3 separate regions of the Mus musculus genome follow, and all the other regions are linked to region 1. The links are chromatin loops, found by intact Hi-C in ENCODE. Cell type or tissue: heart. All regions are shown on one strand. Links, peaks and the distances in the headings refer to the core of each region. The heading gives the core; the rest is flanking DNA.

Evidence for each region. A loop is a pair of places that touch in the nucleus more often than their neighbours do. Peaks named below come from ENCODE experiments on the same cell type or tissue, not always from the same donor. Only the 100,000 strongest peaks of a DNase experiment are listed, where the experiment ranks them.
Region 2: a loop joins it to region 1, with 3 times the contacts of the local background. A loop is called at or near these places in 3 of 42 quality-filtered maps.
Region 3: it touches region 1 in a loop (7-fold over the local background); 12 of 42 quality-filtered maps call a loop at or near these places.

What each region holds. Positions count from the first base shown.
Region 1 is chr15:97,185,028-97,192,645 of GRCm38, reverse strand. It overlaps Gm33253 (a long non-coding RNA gene), which reads right to left. Exons shown (of 4, transcript XR_003951518.1): 3 at 4,282-4,538; 4 at 2,108-2,477. Gm33205 (a long non-coding RNA gene) reads left to right here. Exons shown (of 4, transcript XR_875636.1): 4 at 4,828-5,231. Among named protein-coding and RNA genes, the nearest start is that of Gm33253, 5.8 kb to the right of the region's middle. In heart, for the core only: a CTCF peak has its summit at 4,633 (motif pointing right); no DNase peak of the experiment used is centred there; H3K27ac peaks cover 110 bases.
Region 2 is chr15:96,944,033-96,951,650 of GRCm38, reverse strand. No RefSeq gene overlaps it. Among named protein-coding and RNA genes, the nearest start is that of Gm32840, 96 kb to the left of the region's middle. In heart, for the core only: a CTCF peak has its summit at 2,979 (motif pointing right); no DNase peak of the experiment used is centred there; H3K27ac peaks cover 244 bases.
Region 3 is chr15:96,965,407-96,973,024 of GRCm38, reverse strand. No RefSeq gene overlaps it. Among named protein-coding and RNA genes, the nearest start is that of Gm32840, 75 kb to the left of the region's middle. In heart, for the core only: a CTCF peak has its summit at 3,035; no DNase peak of the experiment used is centred there; H3K27ac peaks cover 1,309 bases.

The DNA.
Region 1 (7,618 bases), core at 2,149-6,148:
AGAGAGATGCAGTAAGAACAAGCAGTTGGCAGATGAACAGAGGCCACAGTTCAGGGATCAGGAAGTGCTTGCTGGAAGACATATGATTTTCAAACTGAGCCTTTGGTCCTAAGGAAGGTTGAGAAGAGGGAATGAGACACTGACTCCAGTGTCCTCAGTGCCAGCCTTTGCTCTCAGAGATCTGTGTGCGGTTTTGCTGTGTGGTGACCTCACTCTGGCCTCCTGGTTTCCTTTCTGAAGCTCATGTTCTTTTTCAGTCTTGAGTGTGCTTGTGTTTTTTGAGAAAGAAAGAGTGCAAAACGTCAAAAAGAAATGGCACCGTACACTTTCTGAACACAGCCAGACAGGTTTCCTCTGAGCTTGTACAGCATAGGGGACATCGTCAGAACTTTGCTCTGACCCAAGTATCCATGCCTGCAGCGTGCTGCCATGCTGCTCAACCATGATGGATTTTTGTTGTTGTTGTTGTTGTTGTTGTTGTTGTTGTTATTTTTTGAGACAGGATTTCTCTGTGTAGCCCTGGATGTCCTGGAACTTGCTCTGTAGATCAGGCTGACCTTGAACTCATAGAGATCCACCTGTCTCTGCCTCTGCCTCCCTTGTGCTGGGATTAATACAGCTAGAAAAGTATGAAAGAGGCCACAGTAGAGTTCAAGGTATTCAAAGAGGCCTGTGGGGGAGGGGGAGGAGAGATGTTGGCAATGCTGAGTGTCACTGCAGATGTTTAGATAAAATGATAGCCTAGCTGGAGAGCCACCGCATGACCATGGCCAAGCTCAGGGTCGTGTCAGGCAGCAAATTGAGATGATCTAGAGAGAAATAGGTTGCAGAATGTGGAGGCGAAGTGCAGGACCAATCTGGATGGATGGATAGACAGATGGACAGATGGAAGCTTGAGTGGGCTGTGTCCAGCCGTGGCATCTGCTGTACCCTTTGTTGGTCTTGTGTTTTTAGTTAGCCCTGGGCCTAGTTTTTGTTGTTTTCAAGTGTTTTTAGTACACTCATGTGCTCACATGTTCCCAGTCTACTTTGGTGTCGTCTATGTGGAAACATTTTACTGCTAGGAATACACTCCTCTTCATTCTGAGCCTTGTGAGTGATGCTGGATGAAGGGTGGCTTCTAGGTAGATGCACAATGAGGTGCATCCCGCCTTTGCATCTGCACTCAAAATGGAGCCAGATGCTGTTTTAGAAAATGGACTCTCTCAGGTCAAGGTACAGCAAGAAAGCTAACGTTATACACACTAGGGAGTGACTTACAGCAGGGCACAGACTGAAGGAATGTTTAAAAACTAGGAACAGTGGAAGGAGGGAAAAGGATACAGTGGTGGAAGGGGGAGGCAGGGGAATGGGAGGAAGGGGCAGGATGTGTGTGTGTGTGTGTGTGTGTGTGTGTGTGTGTGTGTGTGTGTATTTGTGTTATTTGTAACCCTGTGTGGGACGATTTATATAGGTCTTGGGCCCCAAGTGGAAGACAAATACTTCATCTTTGGCTGCAACAGAACTTTCATTGCTTAAGAAGCCAATAACCAGTGAAAATTGCTCTCTTAGAGACAACTGATGGAGTTAGGTGACAGAAGAGATAGTTTGAAAAACTCACTTAAATTCAAGTTTGGGGACTCTTGACTCTGCTCAGAGATTTCTCTTTCTTATAAGGTCTAAACAGATCAAAAGATAGACGTATCTTGTCAGTTTCCCCAACTCCTAATTATGTGTCTTTCTTTCCTCGTAGCTTTGTCTAACCTCAAGAATGATAAGTGTTGAAACAAGTAATTGATCACCCTCTAAAAGCATCTCTGACTTCCGCGCACTGTAGCATAGTGTCACAGCCCTGGCACAGGCAGTGAGGGGTGTGCTGGAGCTGGTTAAGGAGCCAGTCATGACAGCAAACATGTGTGTCTAACTCTGTTCAGTGACCTTGAGGGGACACACTGACTTGGACACAGGAGGAGGAAGCATTACACATACATTGACCAGTCAGAGTTGCCCTGCTCCCTCAGAGTTGCCCCTCCCCTACACGATTTTACTTACCAGCATGCCATTGATTGCACATCAAGGATCCTTTGGCTCCCCCCACCCGCACCTCGCCTCCCCATGTTCTCTAAGTGTTTTCGGGTGGCAGTATTGGACAACGAGGTTTGGACCACTGGAGAAGTCAAATGGTTTTGAATGTTGCATCAATACAAAAAAAAAAAATCGGTGCGATCGTATAAAACTGCTTATCTTTACAATTTTTGATTTACAAAAACGGCCATACTGTATATCTCATATATAGTCTGATCTAATAAAGAAGTTCAAGTTAACAGGAAAACGTAATATCAGCAACTCCTGGAAATAGACCTCTCTGTCACAGGGAGGAACCCAGAGTCAGCATCCGTTGAGAGACCCCTGTCCTTCCGCAGCTGACCTTTGCTCTCATGCTCTCTGAGTCAGGGTCACAAATGTCCGATGTGCTCTCCAGAGATGGGACCTTTGACCTGGGCAAAACAGTAGGAAAGACAAAGGGTTTATTCTTTGCTTTTATCCATGTTAACCAGGAGGCAAACTTTCTGCTTGTTTGTTTTTTGTTGTTTGGTTTTAGGGTTTTTTGTTTGTTTTGATTTTTTTATTGTTGTTGTTGTTTTTGCATATCTTCACCCAAGAATACTGGATGGGCTTAGTCCAGAGACAATCCATCCCTGGCCCCAGGGTTGGCGTCTGCTTGGCCAGGGAGGAAGAGACTTGAGCAGCTGGCTACTTGCAAGGATTTGATCTTCAGAATACTTTCAACAAACTCTACCCAATTATTCTCTGGTTGCAATGTATCAATGCATTCTGGGCTATTTATGATCTTTTAAGCCAGTGGCTTAGCATGGTGCTGAGCTAGTATGTAGCTTAGAAAAGCATGCAGTACAAATGAACACACTTTATAAATTGTACATGATAACAACAGAGAACTTTATCCTTGAGGTCTCAACCTTCAAACTTGGGCCATTGTATGGCACAGCGCTCGTGTCAGGTAAAATTACTAACCTGATATCTTGGTCTAACGGACATTGGTAACGGACATTGGTTAAAACTGCTGTACGGTAATGCATGTTATAAGACATTCTGGATGTTGGTCATTGGGAGGAAACCTGAAGGAGTAAATATGCCCGAATGGTGATATCTACATCCTTTAAAAACCCTGGCAAAGCATGTATCTACCTCAGCATTTAAAGATCATGTTTCCCCAGTGATTGTAAGCCTGGCTTCTGCCACATCAGCAGGTCAGCCATTACTGACCCAATCGATAGCATGTCCAGGTTAACTGCTGTGGATGCTCTGCCCACCTGATGGCTTCATTGCTGCAACTAGGAAAAGTCCGCTTGGCTCCCCGGCTCCTGAGTGCGTGTCATTGAGAATCACACACAGTGTGTGCATCCGGTACATGGCTTTAAGGTACTTTCGGCCACATCTGTGAACAGGGCCTTCGGAATCAGACACTTAGGTCTTACTCAGGAGTGGGTCTTACTTAACTCCAGACACTTCACTTGTCAAAGGCTCTCTGCCAGTTTGCTGACAAGATCAAAGGGGGCAAAGCATCAGAGTGTTTCCCCTCCCCCATATTAAGAATGTGAGTGACAGGTTCTGGTCTCCCTTTCTCAGCGTCTACTTAAAGGCAAGTCTCCTGCAACAATTGCATACGTGACAATGGTTCCTTCATAATCATGATTGCAACATCTGTCATGGTAAGAGTGACACAGTGTCTGCTCTGTGTCTGGGCGAGCATGCGGCCACCCATTCTTATGCCCGTTCTCCATATTATCTTTACATGGCCGCTGCGCACGATTTTGTGGTTTTGTCCTCGCATACAGCCGCTGTGCCTTCCCTCATACACTGTCTGTGAAAGACCACGGAGCTGCGGAAGGAAGCCCCTCCCCCTTTACGTAGCGATGGAAAAGCAGGGCTCTGAAGGCCAGTCTATAACTAAGCAGCACAAATGGCTCTCATTTATCTCTGTCTTTATTGAGTATTCAGTACTAAACGTCAATATATAGGAGCGTGTGAAAATAGGTATAGATCCGCAAAGGGTCAATTAAAGTGACAAACGCACCGTCCTTCACACCCTGCTCCTTGACAAATACAAGATCATCACTTTTAACTTTAACTTTAAGCAAGCAGAAAGCTCAGAGACACACCTTGGTTCTTTAGCATAGAGCATATCTATTTAAAGAGTAGATCTGTGGGGACCTAAAAGTATCCTTTCAGATCAAGAATAAAGCTAACTATAATTTACGTGTAGTGTCAAACACATTTTACCGTATTTAGGCTTTAGGTAAACTGCTGGTGTGCAGGTGATTTGTGCCTTCTGTATGATCACCCAACGAATACGTTGACTTGTTCTGATCTTTCATTCTTCAATTATATTGACTAAGTAAGGATTTCTGTGGCTCGCTGGTAAATTTTTGGATGATTCCACATTTTGCCATTGTCTGTGTTATACAACAGTCTGATCCCCATGTCCTTCCAAAGAGAGCTCATTGGATCGTTGAAAGCCTCTTCTACCCCAACAAAGCCTAAGGAAAAAATAAAAAATAAAAAAAATAAAAAAAATAAAAAATTAAATCATGCAACATACCCACTAGATGGCGCACTAACAACAGTGATTCTCCAGCATGGGGGGACCAAAAATCAAATTTTTGAAATCTACAGAAAATTAAAACAGTAGATAGAGTGAATGTACTATTATGTTGTTTTTAAATTATTTTTTTAAATGTGGCTTATGCGTACAAGTGTGTGTGTATGTGTGTTTTTATGTGTTCTAAACTCAGAAGTTCTTCCTGTTTGCTCCACAAACATTTTAAGGACGAAGCCCCTACATCTCTATTACGGAGCAAGTGCAAGTGTCGGAAGGTTGACTGTGGAGCCTGCAAGATTATGGCTCAGAAGGAGAAGGCACTCATCTCCAAACCGGACAACCCGAATTCAATGCTCAGAACCCACAAGCCAGAAGGAGGGAAGCAACCTTGCAAGTTGTCCTCTGACTTGCACACGTGCGCTATATCACACACACACACACACACACACACACACACACACACACACACACACACTAAATAAAAGAATTAAAGACTAAAGTTGACTGCAGATGTGAATTTCTATGAAGCAAATTTCCTTTTCCCGTTGATCCCTATTATAAAGTCAAAGATTCCTCCCCGCTTGGCCCCCTAAAAATAGGGAATGTTGATCAAGATGTAATAAATTGTCATGGAGAACAGTGACAAATCTTTTGTATTGACTTATTTGAAAGGAAATTGTATTTTTTTTGACATGTTAAAAAAGGTGTCAAAATGTCACCCTCGAGTGCTGTGTGGTGAAGATTAATTTATGGTTGGTGCAATGTCATACAGGCCTAGAGAAGTAAATGACATTTTCTCTGCACTGAATAGATGGGTGATAATCACTGAGTTGCCGACTGTTGTGCCAAAATGAGTCCCAGCAGTCATGGCGGCAGGGGTGGGGTAGGGGGTGGGGTGAGGGATCAGGGGGTGTGCCGGGGAATTTAGAGACAGATGGTAAGGGTCAGAAGAAAGGAGAAGAATCAAGAACTTCACAGGCAGGAATGAACATGGATGGCAGTCCACCATCCCCAGCAATGTTCTGAAAGTCCACCACAGCAGTCGCACACTGACTGACGGGAACTGGAAAGGCTGTGAGGGTTTCATGAAGAGTCCTTAGTGACGCCACGGCTCCTTTTTAAAATCATGAATTTCCTTATTAGGAAGGCACGTGGGACTGATGCTTCTTTCAAGGTCTAATTCATGGCTAACTCAAAGTAAAATTCTTAACTAGTAGGCACGAATCTTCCTCTAATAGCTACCTGCCTTTGTCTACCTATTTTCCTCTCCCAGAGACGTGATTTCTAACTACGACAAGCCTGCTCGCTGTCCTGGGTGTGGTTCATTTCTTTCTCCCTTTGTACTTTGCTATAGCAAAGATGGCAGACTGTCTTTCTGACAACACACACAAATCTCAACCTGTTTTTCTAAGCCCAGCCCTCCCTTACAACCAGATGGGGCTCTGAGTAATTCTTGTCAGTGGAATGTGACTTGAAGTAATGGCACGCTCTCTGGGCTTTCGCCCTTTGCAGCTGCAGGGGCATCCTGGATGATCTTAGAGGCCCCATAGAGAAAGTCCTAGAGACTCCCACTTTAGAGTTTCAAATGACAGTATGGGTAAGGGTCTTCCTCCATCTCCACCCCTCTTTTGCCATGCAGCCAGAAAGCCTTGTTTTGGATTTTATGTGAGTGAGAAATGAACTTTTATTTTGCTAAGACCTGGGCTTCAGTTTGCCTCCAGTTTCAGACCAATCATCTGCACCCCACATCCCAAGGAACTGGCTGGGCACCAGGAGGAGCTCGCGGCTTTTGATAGGGTTGAAGGAAGGCAGCGGGCAAGCGAGGTTAAAGGGGGACTCCATGTGAGGCTGACACAACCCATAAACCCGTGAGGGAACGGGTTAGGTTTCATAAACGAAGTTTGATACAAAAGATTTTTTTCAAAGCTTTGTGTGAAGAGCTTTTGGGGCTGCCTTCTAGGAATTTGGCAGGAATTTTGACATCGGGATAGCACAAGGAAGTAGGCTCAAGATGAATCCTGCTGAGGTCTATGTCCTTTTATCTGGATGGGTCTTGTTAAGACTCTGAGTACAGTAATCGTGGGACCTTTGTTTATGCCTTGCTTGTTCCTTAGCTACTCTGTTTATGTCTTAGGACTGACTATATTTTTTGTATGTACCTAGAATGGTATAAAATCAGACTGGAATAAAATAAAATAAAATATAAAAAAAATAAAATAAACCCACTTCAGCCTCAGCGTGGTTGGAGCCATGTTATAGCGTTGTCTAATTGGCTTTTTCTTTTCAATCCTCACTCCCTCCCTGGAGACCCAGTTGACTGACTGAGCTGGCTTGGTCAGGTTTGTTTTTATTTTCGTGTGTAAGTCTGTTTACACTGTGTGTGTGCCCTTTGGGGGCCTGGAGGGTGTTAGATTCCCTGGAGTAGTGGGTGCTGGGAACCAAACTCTTATTATCTGGCAGAACATTGAGCACTCTTGAACATGGAGCCATCTCTCCAGACTGCAAATTTGGGGTTTTACACGCATCCACACCAGATGAAAATTTCAAACCGTATTTAAAATTTTTTCTTCCTTTCTACTCTCAGGTTTCCATGTCAGCCCCCTATACCTCCAGATCTGTTTTAGATTTTGCATTGTGTTCCAGTGTACATCTGCTTAAAACACATTTCCTTCTATAAATATGATTCTAAAAGTAGATTCTTCAAACTCAGGAGAGATTATATTTGAAAGAAGCAGGGATTTGGGTCTTTCTGGAGTCCCCGTATCTTCCAGGCTCCCTTTGTGTCCAACGTGGATGCCACGTCTATTCTGCAAAGCTGTTTGTCCCCATTGTGAGGTTAATACAGGCAAAGGAGAGAAACAAGAGCATTGTCACGTTCAAATTTCAATGAAGACATCAGATTCCTTGGGTCTCCAATTTTGGGGGTAAAAATCATCTCAGTTAAAATTGAGTTTGTATACAACTGTGTGATGGTTTGTATATCCTTGGACCAGGGAGTGGCACCATCTGGAGGTGTGG
Region 2 (7,618 bases), core at 1,452-5,451, 240 kb after region 1:
TGATAATTTGGCCTGCTCAGTTAACTAACATTCATTGGTTCTTTAATCCCGACAATATTCACCCGAGGAAATCAAACAGCTTTTACATGCATGTCTCTGGTCCAATATGTACTTCCCTTCCCTTCCCTTCCCTTCTTCCCTTCCCTTCCCTTCCCTTCCCTTCCCTTCCCTTCCCTTCCCTTCTTCCCTTCTTCCCTTCTTCCCTTCTTCCCTTCCCTTCCCTTCCCTTCCCTTCCCTTCCCTTCCCTTCTTCCCTTCCCTTCCCTTCCCTTCCCTTCTTCCCTTCCCTTCTTCCCTTCCCTTCTTCCCTTCCCTTCCCCTCCCTTCCCTTCCCTTCCCTTCTTCCCTTCTTCCCTTCTTCCCTTCTTCCCTTCCCTTCCCTTCCCTTCCCTTCCCTTCCCTTCCCTTCCCTTCCCTTCCCTTCCCTTTCCTTCCCTTCCCTTCTTCCCTTCCCTTCCCTTCCCTTCTTCCCTTCCCTTCTTCCCTTCCCTTCTTCCCTTCCCTTCTTCCCTTCCCTTCCCTTCCCTTCCCTTCCCTTCCCTTCCCTTCCCTTCCCTTCCCTTCCCTTCCCTTCCCTTCCCTTCCCTTCCCTTCCCTTCCCTTCCCTTCCTCAGCCTCTGCCTCTGGATTTCCCAACCGCCCCTGTACCTGCTGCCCATTGCTCCCCCCCCATACCTGCCCATTGCTCTCCCCCAACCCCTGTACCTGCCCATTGCCCTCGGGGGAGACTCTGCATTTCTTTCCCGCCCAGGCCAGCCAGCACCACTTGCTTCTGAGTCTACAGTTTAGCATCTTACCTAATTGTCTTAGTGAGTAAGCGAAGTCTTGATACCAGGCCATAAACAGTTTGCCAACCAGCTACCTTCTTGGGGCACTGGAGATAACTTCGTGAGCATGGTGTATGTTTCGGAGGCTTGGAGAACGCTCCATTTTCAAACAGCCCATGGCCTGCAGTTGCCATACCAGACCTGTGAGGACTGTGAGAACTGACCGAGTCAGCTTCACTGCAGCACCCAGCTCCGAGGGCCTCTGGCATTTCCTTGGCTTCGTGTAGCAGGGTGCAGCCAGCCTCTTCTGCTTCATGTGACCCAGAGGACACAAACAAGGCCATTCATTGAAAAGCCCAAACCTCAGTGTGGCTTTCCTCCCCACACCAGCATGCCTGGCAGGTTGTCTTCTCGGAGACTCTTCTCAATCTCTCTCCTGCCACTACAAATACCCCAACTTTGAAAGTTAGCTAGGAGAAGGTTGGGGGGAAAGGGAGCAAGGATGGGGGACAGGGGCTCCTTAGTTTCAAAAACATTTCTGGGATTAGTTTTTTATGATATAGCTTTCACTAAAAGAGGTTATTTTCCTAGGTGGACTATTGGAACTAACTCTGTTACTCATTTCAACATCACACACACCTTTATTGCTCTCAAATTATAGTTGAACTGAATATATGTGTGTCTCTGTGTGTGTGTATGTTTGTTTGTGTGTGTGGATATGTGTGTCTGTGTGTTTCTGAGCATGTGTCTGTGTGTGTATTTCTCTGTGTGTCTACATGTGTGGATATGTGTGTATGTGTGTCTATATCAGTGTGTGTTGATATGTGTGTGTCTGTGTATTGGTGTGTATGTGTGTTTCTGAGCATGTGTCTGTGTGTGTATTTCTCTGTGTGTCTACATGTGTGTATATGTGTGTCTATATCAGTGTGTGTTGATATGTGTGTCTCTGTGTGTCTGTCTGTGTATGTTTGTGTATCTGTGTGTCTCTGTATATGTGTGTGTATTTCTGTGTGTGTTAGTGCGTGTCTCTGTGTATATGTGTGTATATCTCTGTGTGTACGTGTATCTCTTTGTCTCTCTGTGTGTATATGTGTGTATCTGTGTATGTCTCTGTATGTCTTTGTATATATATGTGTGTATCTCTGTCTCTGTGTGTCTGTGTGTGTAGCTTGGTGTATCTGTGTCTGTCTGTGTGTGTCTCTGTGTCTCTGTATGTGTCTGTGTGTGTCTATGTGTGTCTGTGTATGTCTGTGTTTATCTATCTGTGTATGTGCATCTCTGTGTTTCTGTGTGTGTCTGTGTGTGTATACATGTTCATGTGCATACATGTGGAAATAGAAGCTAACCTTGTGTCATCTACCTTTTCCTTTGAGACAGAGGTTCTCACTGGCCTCAACTCACTGAACCAAGAAAGCCTGTGTAGTTGGCCAGAGAGCAAGAGGGATCCACTGTCTTTGCCTCCTCACTGCTGGGATCACACCTGCCTGGTTTCATCTTGTTTTCATTTTGTGTACACAGCTTCCAGGGGTCTTCATGCTTCCATGGCTAGTAGTTCACTGACTGGGCTGTCAGAAGCCCAGATTGTGTTTAAAACCCTTAATGCTTTGGGTGCAGGCTGCCTGGCTTAAAGTACCCCCCTTTTCTGTTTTATTGATTCTTTGTGAGTTTCACATCATAAACCCAGCCCCACCCATCTCCTAGGACCCTTGTATCTGACATCTACCCTTGCAACCCCCCCAAAAATAAACACACACACACACACACACACACACACACACACGCACACACACACACACGCACATGCACACACACACACACAAACAAAAAAACGAAAGCATAGAAAACATCTCGTTGTAGAAGCTATAGTGTGCCACAGTGTGTGTCCCACAGTGTACCCCTCTGTCCACACATCTTCACTTCCAAATGTTTATTACAGTGAGTCACTGGTTTGGCTCAAGGGCTCTGGCTTCTTCGGCCACACTCTCAATACTGGATCATCACCAGGATGTCTCCTGGTTATCCTGTTGTTGCTCTGTGTCATGAAGATCGGCAGCTTGGGATCAGCAGGACCCAACCCGTTCACGTGTCCCAAAAGTTCACAGATGAGTAGATATTGAGGTGGGTCAACTCAAAGCCTGGGATTAGGGCCTGGATGGTAGCTGAGCTGGTCAGCCCACGCTGGTCAGCCTACGGGCTGTCCCTTACCTGTGCCACCAGGGGGAGCTCTTTAGCACTGCTCTGGCTAGGTCACCTAATACCTTGTAGGCCAGAGACAAGGTCAGCTCTCCTGTTCTGTTCTCCTGTCCTCAGGGCTGGCTTGCCTGCACCCATGCCTCCAGAGCCACCTCCACTGTGCTATCCAGGAAAGGCGCAGGGCCCACTCTCCCAAGTGCTGCAGCCAGTGAGGGGCTGGGCCAGTTGTCCCACTCGCACATCCTTGGGTTGGCCCAGCTGTGCTTTCACCACGAGAGCCAGCTCCTCTGTGCTGCCCCAGCGAGGTGTGGGGCCTGCTCTCCCAAGTGCTACAACCAATGAGGGGCTGGAATAGTTAGTTCTCCCCAGTATCACAGGTGGCAAGGGAGGAGTGGCAAGCCAGCTCTCCCCGGCTCAGTCCCATGGGGGCTGGCTTACCTGGGCCTCCTCTCCCATGACCAGTTCTACTGTGCTGCCCAGGCAAGGTGTAAGGACTACACCCCAGAGTGCCACAGCTGGTGAGGGGCAGGGACGGCTCACCCATTGTCATGATAGAGGGGCCAGCTCTTTAAAGTATTTCTATACAACAGATAGCTGGCCTCTGGGGAAGTGTGTGAATCCGCCATTAGTGATTAAAAGACCAATTAGGTCAGTGTTGAGGTTCAATTTATGAGAAGTCAGAAACTTGAAAGGTTATAGCTATTACTTTGCTCTAGTTAGAAATGTGCTCGTTTCTATTATTTTTTCATTAGAAGACAGGATAAGACTCTTTCATCTTGAAAGAGTTAGTTTCTTGTTCTTAGTCTTCAGTCCAGGCCAAGCCCCACCCCAGCAGTCTCTGACATGAATGCCTCTTACATGCCTGCTCTGAAGAGCTGCTCCCGAACTCTAGTTTCCTCGATTGCAACTCACTGTCCACAGTGTAGTCAGAACATAAACAAAAATATCAACACTTAATAGCACCACACACCACTGTTTGAAAGCAATTTCGTTATCTTCAAGGAAACACGTGTGCTGGCTTTTACTCCTTGACAGCTTCAGGCTTTATCTTCCTGACTTTATATACCTGAGGCCAGCAAACCCATCTTCACCAAGTAAACGTGAATGAACCAGGTTTCCAACTTAAGCTTGGAGGGTGCATAATGGGGAAGGAAGTACAAGGACTTAGCGAAGATAAAAGATCTTGAGGAGCCAGCCCAGACCAGAAGGCTAAATAAGCATTACACTAATAAAACCATGAGCTGGCTCTCAAAGGGGCAGCAAGAGACTTTCACCCTTGACGGTGCGTCATGACTCTGGAAACGAATCAAATGTCCATCAACAATAGAGCGAGGGGGGTTCTGGTCACTCAACACTATTAATAGAGGATGAAAACTATACACCTGGGTGTGCTACTACACACTGAAGCCAAGGATATTATTAAAAAGCATATATATATATACATATATATATAATATAATATATATATATTATATATATATGTGTGTGTGTCTGTGTCTGTGTGTCTGTGTGTCTGTGTGTGTATATGCATGTGTGTCTGTGGTGATCTTACATATTTAAAATGTATGTATAAACATATGTTTCTTACATTTATTTAAAATGCTAAATGTTTAAAATTCATTTAAATACTTTAAAATATTTAAGACACAGCAAAGTAACCTATAGTATTAGAAACACAGGTAATGACGTGCTTTGGTATTGTGCTGTGTGATGCTGGGCATCCCTGAGATGCAGTCAACAGGCCATGTCCTCAATGGGAGCTAACATGGGAGTGTCAAGCGTGTTTTAGTCTACTAAGAGATACATTCTAAAGCTATATAATTTTTTAAGTGTTATGTGTGTGAATGCTTTGCTTGCTTGCACATATGTGCACCTGGTGCCCGAGAACATCAGAAGAGAATGTCAGATCCCCTGGAACTGTAGCTATGGATGGTTGTGAACTACCATGTGGGTGCTGAGAATCAAATCCTCTTGCTCTGCAAAAGCTGTTGCTAAACCTTCTCTTCAGCCCAAATTAGAGTCATAGGTGTTTAAATGTATATATTCCAGTTGATATTGTTAAAAGTCTAATCAAGAACAGAATATGGAATGTGCATGCTGCTACATGTAACATCACACTAGACCCAATGAATCTACTTACTAACACAGCCTAACAAGCGAGGGACATAACTGGGGGGGGGGGGGGGAAATATAAAGGATAGTAGAAGTCACTCAGTTCAAAGCTCATCTTGACCACAATTTTACACTGTAAGTCTAGAAGGACTCCAAGTCTTAAAACAAGACTCACACCAGGCGTGGTGGCACATGCCTTTAATCCCAGCACTTGGGAGGCAGAGGCAGGCAGATCTCTGAGTTCAAGGACAGCCTGGTCTACAGAGTGAGTTCCTGGACAGCCAGGGATACACAGAGAAATCCTGTCTCGAAAACAAAATGAACAAATAAACAAACAAACAAAAAACAAAAACCAAAACCAAAAAAACCAACAACAAAAACAACCCCATGATTCACTTTGTGTTCATCACAAGATAAGTACTTTGTTCTACAGCAGACTATGAAAAAATAACATGCGATTTCCAGCTTTGGGGTTTTATTTTTGTAGAACCATTCTTTTTATTTATGCTTTATCAGAACAATCATTTCACAGTCTAACACTGAGCACACAGACCGCATCCAACCCCAGAGTTAGGGACAACTCCTTAAGTCCAATCAAGTTCCACTCCCAAGCTCCTTACCTTTTCCTCATTGTGTGGAGGACAGCAAGAGCTTTGCTGTGAATCAGCCAGTATGGTTTGTCAGGATGGTACGGCTCTAATGTCCTCATCCGAGCAAACTGAAAGTAGCCTACAGAGATCATTGAATGTAAATCCCCAAAATTCTAGAGGAACAATTAAGTACAGAGATTCCATCCAAATTTATAAATAATGGTTAACATTTATTACTTTAGAAATTTAGGCTTATTGTGTGAGTGAAGCTTAATTCGGAAATCCAACCGCTCCATCGCGAGTTTACATCTCCTAGCGATTGCTAGAAAGTCACAGCGCAATAGACAATTGAGGTGTGGTGGGTTCATGTGGGTGAGATGGTGGCCGGCAGCTCTAGCCCAGTTTCATCGGGAGTGGCCCCACTCTGCGTGTGTCTCAGCTTCTTCAGAACAATGAGCCAAAGAACGTTCTCGTGGTGGCAGGGGTGCCCGAGAAGACACCTTAGGCTGTAGCTTCAGAACGGGCCCACTCGCATCATACCCCTCATCTCATGGTCCTTACTTAACTAACTCTAAAGTCGAAGGATGGAAAAATAATATTCTTATCTTTCAGTGGAAGAAGCTGAAGGTCACACCAGGAGGGTGAAAACGGAGGCCCACAGTGCAAAGTCGTGTGATGCCAAAGTAGAAAGAGGTCGCTGGGGTACATGAGGGGTCAACATTTAAAAGAAAAGTCTGTTTCTGTTTACAAACTAACTTTAGAAAAGTGAGACTCTTCCCATCTCGGTGGCGAATCTTGATGTTCACCATCAATACATCCAATTTTAAGACTTGATCACTGTATTTCCATTAAAAAATACTCCACAAGATACCACTTATTCAACACTGAAAATTCTATCTGACTAAATAAAGAGAGACTAAAACCAGGATATGTGTGCAGTCAGCATTCTTAGTTTGACTCTGGAGATGGGTGTTTTGCAGTCTTGAAGTTTTTAGAATTTAGAAAAATCAACTTACTATCTACTCTGTAATAACAGACAGTTGAGCAATGTTCCGTAATCAATATTTCTAGTTACACGAAGTACAGCTACTAAGATTATCAACAACCTCTAACCCACTCATGTTCTCTAACAGAACTTTTAGGACTCCATAGCTTTGCATTTTCCAACTGACTTTCAGGTAAGAAACTGTGGCCTGTGAGCAAAAAGGACACCAAACTGTGGTTATTAAAAAGTGGCTTTCGAGCCGGGCGTGGTGGCGCATGCCTTTAATTCCTGCACTCGGGAGGCAGAGGCAGGCGGATTTCTGAGTTCGAGGCCAGCCTGGTCTACAAAGTGAGTTCCAGGAAAGCCAGGGCTACACAGAGAAACCCTGCCTAAAAAAAAAAAACAACAACAACAACAACAACAAACAAACAAACAAAGAAAACAAAAACAAAAACAAAAAAAGGTGGCTATAAAATCCTGGAAATTAGCTAAAAACTGTAACAGGAATTTATAAATACCTATACAATCGATGCTGTTGTGTGTGTCAACAAAACTCAGAACATATAATGTTGATAATTATCGTAACAGACATAAGATCTAATCTTTGTAGCAAGTTAAACAACCTATACATTTTTAAAAAAACAATTCTCAAAACTTAACCAAAGGTAGTAAACAGACTAAAAGTAATTGTCAGTAAATCTAACCGGACTTGATGGGCGGGTGTTCTAATGTATTGTCAGTCCATTAGATTAAAATTAGCAGGGCCTGGAGATCTGGTTCCAAAGTTAGAACTCATACTGCCCTTGCAGAGGACCTGAGCCATTCTAGCATGAACATCAGACAATTTACAACGACCTGTAGCAATAGCTCCTGGAGATTCACATGTCTGGCCTCCAACATATTCACATGCACATCCTACACAAAGACATACATGCACACACATGATTAAAAATAATGAAAATAAGTCTTTG
Region 3 (7,618 bases), core at 1,452-5,451, 220 kb after region 1:
GGGGACACCACAGACCCTTTAAGGACCTCCCCAATGACCTATATCTCTCAGCTATGCTCTGTTTTCTTAAGTTTACATTCCTGACCAGTAGCCTGTTAACTCAACAAATCCATCAGTGGTTATGTCCATTGATGAACTTATCTATGGCTTTCAAAGGCCCCCAGCTGAACGCTGACGCAGTGGTGCCAAGACTTCAATGTATAAGCTTTGGAGGCCATTTCAGATCTTAGCCATAATACACAGTGAGTTTAGATTGCAGGGGCAGGGACTTGAACTGCTTCTTGACTCTCTGATAACATTGAAAGGGGGGTGGTATTAGTAGAGGCAGCAAACATTTTGAAACTCACAGCGCAGCGCCAAACAGTCTGACTTTAATTGTATGCAGTTCTGGGAGTTGTTGAGAAGAGCTTGTTGCATACAACCTGAAGAATTCAGGAGCCAAGGGGCACTTGCAGCCTCTCCCGCCATGCCCAATCCAGAGGTCACACCCATTTCTTTGGCAAGTTTAGCTCAAATGCGGTTTCTACAGGTGAGGGGTCTGAAGCCCAGTAAACTTGCTTGTTCCTTGAGCCTCTTCTTTGGAGCTTGCATAACGGAGAAGCACATATTCTGATCCTGAAGAGAGATTCTGAGCCATGTTCCTAGTCAACAACCAAGAGTCACATGGACTGCAAAGAGGGAACTGTCTTAGCTGGGAATTTTATTGCTGTGAAGAGACACCACAACCAAGACAACTCATTTCATTGGGACTGGCTTACAGTTTCAGAGCTTCTATTATTATCATGGTGGGAAGTACGGAAGCACGCAGTCAGACATGGTGTTGGAGGAGCTGAGAGTTCTACTTCTTGATCCTAAGGCAGCTGGGAGGAGGTTCTGATTCCACACTGGGTGGAGCTTGCGCATAGGAGATCTCAAAGCTGTGACGCACTTCCTCCAACAAGGCCACACCTACTCCGACGAGGCCACACCTACTCTGATGAGGCCACACCTACTCCGACGAGGCCACAGCTCCTAAAAGTGCTACTTCCTATGGACAAGCACTGAAACACAGAAATCTATGGGGGCCAAAACTACTCAAACTGCACAGGAAACAAGTGCTGCCGCAGCAGGGTTTGAAGATTCACACAATAGTGACAGGCACAAAACTCACATCCTCTGGCACTTCACATTGTTTGGCGTAAAGGAACCGGGCAGGCTCAGCCGGGCGTGGTGGCATACGCCTTTAATCCCAGCACTTGGGAGGCAGAGGCAGGTGGATTTCTGAGTTCGAGGCCAGCCTGGTCTACAGAGTGAGTTCCAGGACAGCCAGGGCTACACAGAGAAATCCTGTCTCAAAACACCAAAAAAGAAAAAAAAAGAAAGAAAGAAAAGAAAAAGAACCAGGCTCATGTCTAACTCACACATCATCACAGAGGATGGAGATTTGAAAATGAGAAAACGTTGCCTCAACATAAAAGCAAAACGAAAGCAGTGCTATAGCTACCCAGGAACGGAGTGCATGGCCCTCTTCCGAAAGACCGAGTTTTCACAGAGATAGTGAAGCAGAGACTTGAGGACGTTTGTCAATTATTTTACAGGAAGGATTTCTACATTGGAAGATGGTGGGATAAAAAGAGGAGTTTGTCCTTGATCGACAACCAGAGGACATTTTTGCTCCTTCAATAGCCCAACCTCTTAAATGTTTAAAATTATTTCACAGAAACCCAGAAAGTTAAATGGTTCCGTTTCTAAGGTTCTGCAAAGCATGTTGGGAGTCATAATCTCAACCTCACTTTTTTTTTTTGTAGGTAATGAGGCTACAGCACAGTTGCTAGTTGCTTTTAAGGTCACATTATTGGCAAGGTGTAGGCAGACTTTTGGTTACTTAATGGGTTCCTTTTCTTAATATCCTTCTCCACCCCAATCCCTTCCTACCCCCTAACACTGGGTAAGAGAGAAAGACGGATAGAGGAGAACAAGGGGGGGGGGCATTGATCTTCACAGGCTACTTCCTGCTGATTAGTGTCCTTGAGTTCCTTGAGGGCACTGTTGATTCCTCTTAGCAGGATATCTCCAAGCAGCAATCTGCAATCAGCAACCAGCCATCAGTGGGAGCAGTGGCAGGAGTGGGGGTGGGGTGTGGAGGGGAAAAGGGTGGGGGCAGGGGCAACAGGGGCAGGGCAGGGGCAGGGGCAGCAGCGACAGCAGCACCAGCCACCACCTCTCTCGGGGCTCTAGCATTTTTATACCCTCTCAAGAGTCCCGAGAATTCCAAAGGTCATACATTTTCAGGAATTATCTGTGACTGGCAGCATCATGCCCCCACCAGAACATGGGGCAAATCACAGTCAGCTGCTGTGGACACTCGAAAGCCGCCCCATATCCCACACCGGGCACTCAAACAAAAACATTCCTGTAAGATTTCTGTGATTAAAGAAACCAACATCTCCACTACAGCCAGGAGCAGAGCAGCAACAGGAGCTAGCATCTGTAACTACATTTGAGCTCTTTCTGTCTGTTCTCCCACATCCTCTCCACCCTACACATATACCACATTGGTGATACTCCCAAGCTATGGCCCTAATTTGTTGGGAACATGAAGGTCCTTATGCCCCCAGACCCCCAGAGGAACCAGAAATGCTAAACTCTCGGAATTGTCTTCTAAACAGGAAAGAATGTAAAACCTATTCTTCCATCAAGAAGGCTGGGCATTTGCAGGCAATTAACAGCCTGGTGAGCTGTGTTATCAATTGGGCCTGGCCGTACCAGGCTCTCACAACCAGAACCACAATTAGCTTGAAATCTAAATGATCCTCACATTACAGTGTAGGGGCTCTCTAACAGTCTAAACAACCCTTATCTGTATAGCCAGAGGCTCCCCCAAGCTCCCACAACCAGGACCAGAGGTGGCTAATAGCCACCTTGACGCTATCTGTACGAATGAGACCATGACAGATCTGTCCTTAGGCTTTAAGGCCCAAATCTCTAGAGCCCATCTTCTTGGAAGAAATGACATGGTCTTTGAGTTGAGTTTTGATGTAATTACGCCTCCTTGTGCACAGGGGTTTGTATTACACCAGAAAGCTTTTTTTTTTCTTCCCCCAATCTATACCCTATATGCTGGCAATAAATTGCCTGGTGTGAGACTCCTAAAGTTTGGTCCAGTCTAAGACGAGCTGAATTTTCATTTTTCACCTCTTCCCAGGTCATTTCACTGCTGGCTGTGACACCTGAAGGGACACCAAACACACATACACCCACCTCCTCCCCACACAGATTGTGTCATGGCTGTGATTTAAAAATGTGCAAAAGCTACCTGTGTTCTTTGAAGATATACTTAGAATTTTCTATTACAACATGTAAGACTAGATCTAAGGATGGCTTAGTGCATAACAGCACTGAATGCTTTTGCAGAGGACTAGGTTTCATTCCTACCAAACACAATCCCTGGTTATTCCAAGGAATCTGATGACCTCTTCTGGCCTCCTTAAGAACCTGACAAACCCACAGTATATATACATGCAGGCGAAGCAGTCATACATATGAAAATACACAAGTATATATCTCTATCTATCTATCTATCTATCTATCTATCTATCTATCTATCTATCCATCTATCTATCCATCCACCCACCCATATCTCTCTCTCTTAATCTATCTAAAAGATTAGCTCTGCTTAATTTTATTTCTCACTATAATGTTTCAATGTTCTTTCTACATTCTACATAGTCTATATTTAAATGTGTGTTAAATATGGTTGGTTTGATGAAAAAATAACTGCAATTTTCAGACTATTTCTTGCCATGTTTTTCCTTTGTTGGGTGTCCTGGTTGTCTGGTGTTGAGCAACATGTGACAAACCTCAGGATAACAAGTTGGTATTGTGGCAACTTCTAGAGAAAAAGCAGGGTTTTTTCTGAGTGTGTGTATAGTCAGCCTTAAAGACTGACACTTTCTTCTGTCACCACACCCTCTGTGCCTCCCTCACCTTGTTCAGGGCCTAGATTTCGTGACCCACTTTTAGTAGCTTTTAATAGCTTCGGTGCAAACGAGAAGGTATTACTTCTATGAGTCAGTTATAAAAAGATTGCACCTTCTGGGAACTCTCCCAGTTGCTTCTGCTCTGGGAAGCACGCTGCCGTGTTATAAAAAAATTTTTTTGGAGAGACGCATGTGGCAAGAAAAATGATACCTCCATCAGACAGACAGTCGGCAGAGACCTGAGGCCTGCCGAAGTATTGAAACGGCTGTAACGTCAGCCATCTTGACTTCAGCCTTATGGAACTTGAGCCTAAAGCAACCACGTGCTTAGATCCCTATATTGGAAAAAGAGGGGATAGTATTGATTGTTGTAAGCTGCAAACCCTGGGGGTGTGTGTGATTTATCACCCAGTGGTGGATGGGCAGCCTTGTGGGAGAGCCTTTATTTTAATCCTCATGACTTAGCTTACAGTTCTATGAGTCAGTTGGATTACTGTCTTGACATGGGCAAGTTCATTTCTGATCCTCCCTGAGTGCTTCAGGGGCTCTGCGGTAAACTATTGATTTTGATGGTGACTTTATGACCCTGGATGGCTCTATCCACATCTAATGTCTAGTGGTCACTGGCTAGTATTCACCACCCAACCCCAGTCATCAGACACCTTCAACAACTTAACATGGGTTGTTCTCCTATGGTGTGTCTTGGTGCTGCTCCAAACTCAGCGAGACGGTGAGCGCTGATATACAAATGCTTTGCAAGCCTCTGCTTATATCCAGTTACTAATGTCCTATTGGTCAAAATGAGCCATGTGACCAACACATATTCAAAGTGTAGGGATACAGACTAACTCTCATTGAAGGAGGTGATCTGCCATGTCACATTATATGAATGAAGAGAATGAGAGGGGAAGTTTCAGTGGTTTAAATAATCTACCATACAGAGAAAATCTGACAGAAAAAAAATAATAACCGACAGTATTCCATATTTCCTTCTATTTCCTAAGGAATGGCAGAGGTGGACGACAACCCAAACATTTGGAAGCACTTGCGAATACATTGAGAAGAGCTCATAGAACAGAAAATCAGGACGTTTGTCTGGCCTAAGTGCTTGTAGGTCTTGATTCACTCAGCTGTCAAGATGGGACAAGGGGCTGATCAAGGGAACTGGGAGCTTCTGTGACTCTTATCAGTACCCAGAGGTGTCATACTCATTTTCTCAAGCTGTCACTGATGATGTCACAAGTTTTACAGTATTACTGATCAGTTTTTCTCTTCTGGCTTCCTGTTCATACAGGTACCCACGCTACTTCCCAGTGAATCCTTTCCATGTGACCGGGCTGGCTTCCACTCTACAGAGTGGCATCTCTATGTATCATATTTGTGAACACTGAGACACTAGGTTCCAGCCACCTCTAGAGGAGCAGACCAATAAAATATTATCAACTCACTCTAAGGGGCTGGGTGGGGGAGGGGAGAAGAGGGTGGAGGGAGCAGCATAAGCTATATTGGATCTATTTTTCTAACACTGTAGAGGCAGGGTTTTGTTTTACATCTATGTCTTCTCCTTTCTATCTATCTATCTATCTATCTATCTATCTATCTATCTATCTATCTATCTGTTTAATATGTGTGTGCATTTCATCTGCAAGTGTGCCTATGTACTATTTATATGCCTGGTATCTGAAAAGGCAAGAAGACACAGAAGACACCGTCAGATCCCCACCCCCACCCCCGAACTGAAATTACTGATGATTGTAAGCCACCCTGTGGATGCTGAGTACTGTATATGGGTCCTCGGCAAGGATGCGAAGCACTTTTAACTTTAACCCTGAAGAAAGATTCTTAGAGGATATCCACATAGGTCTTGTATAAGCAAGAGCATAAAGATATAGATTAAGTGGGCTCTGTTAAAAAAACGACAACATTGAGCTGGGCAGTGGTGGCGCACATCTTTAATCCCAGCACTCGGGATGCAGAGGCAGGCGGATTTCTGAGTTTGAGGCCAACCTGGTCTACAGGGTGAGTTCCAAGGCTATACAGAGAAATCCTGTCTCGAAAAACCAACCAACCAACCAACCAACCAAACAAACAAACAAACACCAAACATAAAAGCAAACCACAAAAAAAGCCCCCCCCCCAAATAAGAACAACATTGAGTCCAACATAATAGTTATCATTTTGGATAACACGTGCCATATATTTTACACGATTGTTTTGTGTCATGCTTTCGAGTTCTGTTTAATTCCAAAATGCAGGATAAAGTGTTTGTACACTTCCAGAAGGTGAAACTTATCTGGTAGTTTCTTGTTCATCAATCCACACCTGATTGTAATACCTTATCAAAACCACCAGTATTCCTTGGGGACACTGCAGACCTTTGAGGGACCCAGCCTTCCTCCCTTGCCTCATCCCTTTGTGTCAGCTGCCAATGCCAGAGGGCATGCACTACCTGGGAACCCTCTGGCCACGCTGGCCTGGGTATCAGGTAGGAGATGTTCACTCTCCTCCCTGTTCTCCACTGCAGATTCCCCAGTGTCACTAGCTCTGTAGGAGATCACCTGCACAGACCTGGCATCCCTCTCTGACTCCCCTCCCTGGCAGAAACAGTTTTCCTCCTTCCTGTGGACCTTGTCCCCCTCCTAGTGTGTCCTCAATCCTTCACATCAATCCACTGATACCTAGAAACATGTTCTACCCCGATCCCCAGTGCCCATACCGGGCAGGGACTTGTACTCCATACAAGGCAATCCATACCCACATTTTCCCCTAAGATTCAGGGACAGCAACAGGAACCAAAGCATAGAACACCTAACTAGTGAAGTCAAGAAAAAATATATGTCTCCAGAATTACAATCATCCCAAACTGAGATGCCTAGACACCAGCATAAAAACACAATCAATAACAGCCAGGACAACGTGTCTCCCCTAGAACCCAGAAGCCCTATTAATGGAGACCCAAGAAATGTAATAAAACTGAAGCATAAGATAAGAACTTCAAAATACCTATTATGAATATGCTCAACAAATACTGGAATAAAATGAAGGAAGCAACTCAAGGCATGGAAGCGGAAATAGAATCACTGAAGGAAACCAAGCCGAGGGGAAATTGGAAATGAAAACTCCAGGAAGGAAAAAAACTTAGAGGAAAGCCTCACCAACAAAATTTAAAAGCTGTAAAAGAAGGTTAAGCATAGAAGACAAGTTAGGATTAATGGATACCAGTTATCTTAGTTAGGGTTTTATCACTGTGAACAGACACCATGACCAAGGCAACTCTTATAAAAATAACATTTAATTGGGGCTGGGGTACAGGTTCAGAGGTTCAGTCCATTATCATCAAGTGGAGAACATGGCAGCATCCAAGCAGGCATGATGCGGGAGAAACTGAGAGTTCTACATCTTCATCTGAAGGCTGCTAGCAAAATACTGGCTTCCAGGAAGCTAAGATGAAGGTCTTAAAGTCCACACCCACAGTGACACACCTGTTCCAACAAGGCTGCACCTTCTAATAGTACCACTCCCTGGGCCAAGCATATACAAACCATCACACCAGTCAAAGAAAATTTTAAATTAAAAAAAAAAATCAGACACTCAAGAAATCTGAGACAGTATGAAAAAGATCAGATCTATGAATGCTAGGAATAAAAAGAAGAAGAAGA